Linked DNA regions of Homo sapiens: region 2 is linked to region 1. Evidence: chromatin loops called from intact Hi-C (ENCODE). Cell type or tissue: heart right ventricle. All regions are shown on one strand. Each heading gives the region's core, and the rest is flanking DNA. Links, peaks and the distances in the headings are about the cores only.

What was found. Peaks named below come from ENCODE experiments on the same cell type or tissue, not always from the same donor. Only the 100,000 strongest peaks of a DNase experiment are listed, where the experiment ranks them.
Region 2: it touches region 1 in a loop (2.4-fold over the local background); 23 of 110 quality-filtered maps call a loop at or near these places.

What each region holds. Positions count from the first base shown.
Region 1 is chr1:89,116,095-89,119,018 of GRCh38, reverse strand. It overlaps GBP2 (guanylate binding protein 2), which reads left to right. Exons shown (of 11, transcript NM_004120.5): 5 at 1,246-1,442; 6 at 1,785-2,027. LOC112268267 (a long non-coding RNA gene) reads right to left here and starts at 1,241. Exons shown (of 2, transcript XR_007066213.1): 1 at 977-1,241; 2 at 1-108. In heart right ventricle, for the core only: no CTCF peak of the experiment used is centred there; no DNase peak of the experiment used is centred there.
Region 2 is chr1:89,185,991-89,188,914 of GRCh38, reverse strand. It overlaps GBP4 (guanylate binding protein 4), which reads left to right. Exons shown (of 11, transcript NM_052941.5): 8 at 121-333; 9 at 1,813-1,915; 10 at 2,389-2,582. Among named protein-coding and RNA genes, the nearest start is that of GBP7, 11 kb to the right of the region's middle. In heart right ventricle, for the core only: no CTCF peak of the experiment used is centred there; no DNase peak of the experiment used is centred there.

The DNA of each region.
Region 1 (2,924 bases), core at 295-2,794:
ATGTTTATCACCATCAAATCTGTATTCCCAAGCATGAGCAAATTCAAACTTTTGTATCCAGCTTCTGGTGCAACATCTCCATTCAGATGTGTAAGAGACATCTTGAGCCTAAAGTGTACAGAACAAAACTTAATTTTCCTGTCCAAAACAACTCCTTCCCAGTCTTTCTAATCACAATAAATTCCCACATCATTCATAGAAGTGCTCAGATCAAAAACTTAGGAATCATCTTGGATGATTCCATTCCTTATGTTTTGGAAATTATTAATCATCAAACTCCTTCAGCTCCACTATCAAAGTTATTTCTCTAGACTAGCCAATTCTCACTACTTGCTCCATTGCCTCTCATCTTGGTTATCTTTTCAACTACCTAATTGCTTTTTGTATTAGTTTTGTTTGTTTGTTTGTTTTGGCATACACACTTGACTCACAGATGCAATGCCAGCCAGTATGATTTAAAAAACAAAAAACGATACTATATCCTCTCTTCACTTAATACCCACCAATGACTTCCCATTAACTTTCTATTAAATTTCAAACTTCTTACTTTGGTTTACAGAGCTTGCATATCCCAACCTCTATTTATTTTAAGGCTTCTGCCCTACCACACTGGATTTCTTGATATATGTTGTACACACTCAGTAATTTCCTATCTAAGGGCCTTGAAGGGTCTGTGATCTCTGTCTGCAATGTTCCTCCATTGGATTTGTACATGACTGGTTTCTTCAATTCATTCAGATCACTGCTCAACTACAATGTCAGAGATAATTTACCTGGAAAACTACATGAACCAGCACCACATGCAGATACACACAATTATTCTCTGCTTTCCTTATTGGTAGATTTGGGAGACACCAGAGTATTAGATGAATGTCTATTGGTTGCTAGTTTCTAAAAATACATTAGGAGCTAGTTGCCCAGTTCGTTTTCCTTCAAGACAATTGTTATCAATACCTGATAATTTATTTTTGTTTACCTGTTCATTGTTTGTCTCCATCATTAGAATGTAAGCTCTATAGTGGTAGCATTGTCTCATTCATTACAGCGTTCTTAGTCCCTAGGGCAGTGCTTGGTTCATAGTAGGTGCTCAATAAATGTTTGTGAGTGAATGAATTCTGTAAATAAATGTTTGTGAATGAATGAATGAGCTAATAAAAAGAAACCAAATTATTTTAGGTAAGCATTAGGATAAAATGTAGTATAAAGAGTGGCATTTTCTGTAGTTTTCTTAATTTAGCATCTCAGCTATGTGACAGAGCTGACAGATCGAATCAAGGCAAACTCCTCACCTGGTAACAATTCTGTAGACGACTCAGCTGACTTTGTGAGCTTTTTTCCAGCATTTGTGTGGACTCTCAGAGATTTCACCCTGGAACTGGAAGTAGATGGAGAACCCATCACTGCTGATGACTACTTGGAGCTTTCGCTAAAGCTAAGAAAAGGTTACTGGGTCTGATGCTTGGTTGGGTAATAAATAGAGAGCAAATAATATCAAAATAACCATTTCTGTGCAGTGCTAAAAATTATAATTTTTAACTGTATTTTTCTGACTGTTCTGCTAGAGGAAATGGAAACATTGCTTGACTATATCAGTTGGAACCAATTTTAAATTGCATTACCTACCTCTTCTTGGAGACTTTCCTTTCTCTACCCCTTTAATTTTTTATTTCTTCTTCCTAATAAATTTCCTCCTTACATGGGCTTTGTGAAAATTATAAAATTGAAAGATCATATTTGAAGTAATTAATTTGAAGTTTTACTACTTCTAATTTTCATTCCTGTAGGTACTGATAAGAAAAGTAAAAGCTTTAATGATCCTCGGTTGTGCATCCGAAAGTTCTTCCCCAAGAGGAAGTGCTTCGTCTTCGATTGGCCCGCTCCTAAGAAGTACCTTGCTCACCTAGAGCAGCTAAAGGAGGAAGAGCTGAACCCTGATTTCATAGAACAAGTTGCAGAATTTTGTTCCTACATCCTCAGCCATTCCAATGTCAAGACTCTTTCAGGTGGCATTCCAGTCAATGGGCCTCGTGAGTCACTCTCTCTACCCACTTCCTACCTGGACTTTCTCCTTCTGCCCATTGTAGAGGATAAAATGGAAAGCATAAGGGTCACTTCTGACAAATGCATAGTCTATTGATGGCAAGGAAAATACAACATGAAAATCATATTATAAATTTTACATGAAAACTAAAGCTATAGTATCATCTCATATTCCTTGCAAGGAGAATAAAAAAAGAAAAGAACTAGAATTGAATTCTATTATGGTAAACTTCTCCACCAACTTCTCAGCTCCCTCTTTATCAAATAAACATCCAGGATATATATACTGAGCAACAAAGAAAAAAGCAAATACTATATGTAAGTGAGACTTTGCCACTAACTAACTGCAGTACAATTCTCTTGTTCAGCAATTCTAAAATATTTAGGGAATGCCTATAATGTAATGTACCAACCACTGAGTATAATGATGGATAAAAGAAATGTGACTTTTATCCTCATTCCAGCATAATAGGAGCAAAAGATACTTCTGTAAAAAGTAAAAAAAAAAAAAAGTATAATGATAAATAGTGGTTAACACAATGCATAAAAATAATAGGCTGCTATGAAAGAGTAAAGGGAGAGGCAGGGAGATATAATTTAGAGTGTGAGAGAATGCTTGTCTGTGAAAGTCACCTGTAAGATGAGAACTTAAAAATGATTGAGTTGGCTGGGCACGGTGGCTAATGCCTATAATCCCAGAACTTTGGGGGGCTGAGGTGGGTGAATCACTTTGAGCTCAGGAGTTTGAGACCAGCCTGGGCAACATGGGGAAACCCTTCCTCTACTAAAAACACAAAAATTAATCAGGCATGGTGGCTAACACCTGTAATCCCAGCTACTCAGCTGGCTGAGTCTGAAGGATCACTTGAGCCTGGGAGGCAGAG
Region 2 (2,924 bases), core at 237-2,736, 70 kb before region 1:
GGTCTACACCATATCCCAGTCCACTCTGAGGCCTTCAGACTACTTCTTCCAAGAGGATCACAGTTGGACCTTCCCTTCTAACAGCTTCTTTCTACTGTTTTCTCTACATTTTTCTGGCAGGACACCATAGAGAAAAAGAAGGGAGACTTTGTGCTGCAGAATGAAGAGGCATCTGCCAAATATTGCCAGGCTGAGCTTAAGCGGCTTTCAGAGCACCTGACAGAAAGCATTTTGAGAGGAATTTTCTCTGTTCCTGGAGGACACAATCTCTACTTAGAAGAAAAGAAACAGGTTGAGTGGGACTATAAGCTAGTGCCCAGAAAAGGAGTTAAGGTGAGGAAAAGGGGAATGGGGGATGGATAACAGAGGATAGTCAGAGGGTTTTTGTTGCCCCTTCTGAAAATCTAAGAATATAGCACCATTTGTGGAGAGGAAGCAGAACATGATGCTATTTTGAGTTTTTTAGTATTTAAATCCACAGTTAGTTAGACACTCTTAAGAAATCAGAAATATTTCTTCTCCAAGAGGATTTAACATCATGAATCCAGATGAAACAACCCATTTATTATATTTATTAATTAATGGGATAGTTTTTGTGCTAAGTGCAGAGGATACCTTATGAAGCAAACAACTATGTTTTCAGAAGTGTATTATTTTACCTGAGATGGACAAATTAATATTTGACTGGATAGGGTACAATTACGGTTATCGTACTGGTATGTACTAATATGATGATGATGATGATGATGATCTTGATGATTCACTTCCTATATCAGAGGAAGTGATTTTGTTGGATTATCAGTTTGATTCTCGGAATAATGTAAATTAGGTACCACTATCGTCCACATAGGCAGTTGAGAAATGTAATGCATGGAGAGGTTAATAAAGTGCCTAAGACAACACAGCCAGCAAGTGGTGGAGCTGATAGGGCTGACCTATGTACTTGACAGCCATTGGAAACTCAGAATTTTTCCTTTTGAGGAAACTTTTGTCCTGTGTTCCATGAGGACTGTACCAATTTCTGTTCCTACAAACAGTTTCCAAGAATTCCCTTTTCTCCATATCTTTGCCAACACTTGCTATCTTTTGACTATTGGATAATTATCATTCTAAAATGTGTGAGATAAAATGTCACTGTGGTTTTGATTTGCATTTCCCTGATGATTAGTGATGTTGACCATGCTTTCACATACCTGTTGGCCAGGTCTTCTTTTGACGAAAGTCTATTTAGTTTCTTTGCTCATTTTTTAATATATTTATTGGTTTTTTGAGTGTTTATTTTTGCTATTTAGTTATATGATTTCCTTTTGTATTTTAGATATTAACCCAGTATCAGATTTATGGTGTGCAAGTGTTTTCTTCCATTCTGTATGGAAGAAAATTCTTTTTCATTTTACTGATTATTTTCTTTGCAGAAATTTTTAGTTTGATGTAGTCCCACTTATTTTTGCACTTGTTGCCTGTGCTTTTGATGTCAAATCAAAAACTGAGAATGTGTATTTGTAGAACTGCCCATTTATGTTGTCGGGTTGTCTGCACCGGGGGTGGGTGGTGAGCAGCATCCCTGGGAGAGGAGGCTGGACAGGCAGGAGGGAGGCTGGACAGGCAGGAGGGAGGCTGCTGCACAGGGTTTTTATGACTTAACAAAGAGCTTGGACTTCTTGTGGCTGTGGAAGAAAAGAAACCACTGGATCTTAAGAATTATGCAAAGTTTACAGGGTTAGATTTGTGACTTTATTGAACAATAATTTCGCCATCATAAGATGAGACCTTTGCTGCCTGACAGGTCTTTGCTCTTTCTTGGTTCCTCAGGCAAACGAGGTCCTCCAGAACTTCCTGCAGTCACAGGTGGTTGTAGAGGAATCCATCCTGCAGTCAGACAAAGCCCTCACTGCTGGAGAGAAGGCCATAGCAGGTACAGGGGCAGGGCTCAGCTATCAGAGGGATTGGGAGTTTCCTGCAATGCCTTCTTGCTGATCACACTGAAAGATATTCCAGTTAAAAGGAGCTTCAAAAGTCACAAACATTGAGTTAAAATATTAATAAGTTCTGGATACCAAATGTACAGCACAGCGACTATAGTTAAAAAATATATTGTATACTTGGAATTTGCTTTCTCTTACTATAGAGGAGGGAGCTTCCTCCCACTATAGAACATATACTCTGCTAAATCTCAAAATCGCAAGGAGATTGGGGTTGAACCTCCAGCCAGTGCCTTCGCATCACATTATTCAACATTCTCTTCCAGACATGGCTAGTGAGATAATTCAGAGATTCCCAATCCCTCACCTTTGTGCTTTTCTCCGAGTCAGTTTGATCTGAGCTCAGGAGGGTAGAACTCAGGAATAACTGTCATTTTCTTCCCTCTCTAAAACCTTTGTGGAATAGCGGAGCGGGCCATGAAGGAAGCAGCTGAGAAGGAACAGGAGCTGCTAAGAGAAAAACAGAAGGAGCAGCAGCAAATGATGGAGGCTCAAGAGAGAAGCTTCCAGGAATACATGGCCCAAATGGAGAAGAAGTTGGAGGAGGAAAGGGAAAACCTTCTCAGAGAGCATGAAAGGCTGCTAAAACACAAGCTGAAGGTGAGTCTCCGTGAAGAATGGCAGTGCCTGAGGGACAATGCCCTGCTTCTTTAGGAAAGGAAGGACCAAAATTTTAGGCACAGTCATGATTCCAGAAGGAAACACAAAAGTTGTATGTTTCACTAAAATCTCAAATACATCTAAATTCTACTGAAGCCCGAAAGTCTACAAGAATCCACCATCTTCTTCTTGTTAGACTTTGGAGAGTACACATGACATCTCCCAGGGTCCCAGGCTGCTGTTTGTGGTGACTACAGGATGGTCTCACTGTGCCCCAATGAAATAGGACCTTAGTCCACCAATCCTTGCGATTTTTGGCACAACCATCTAAAGTACCTGAAA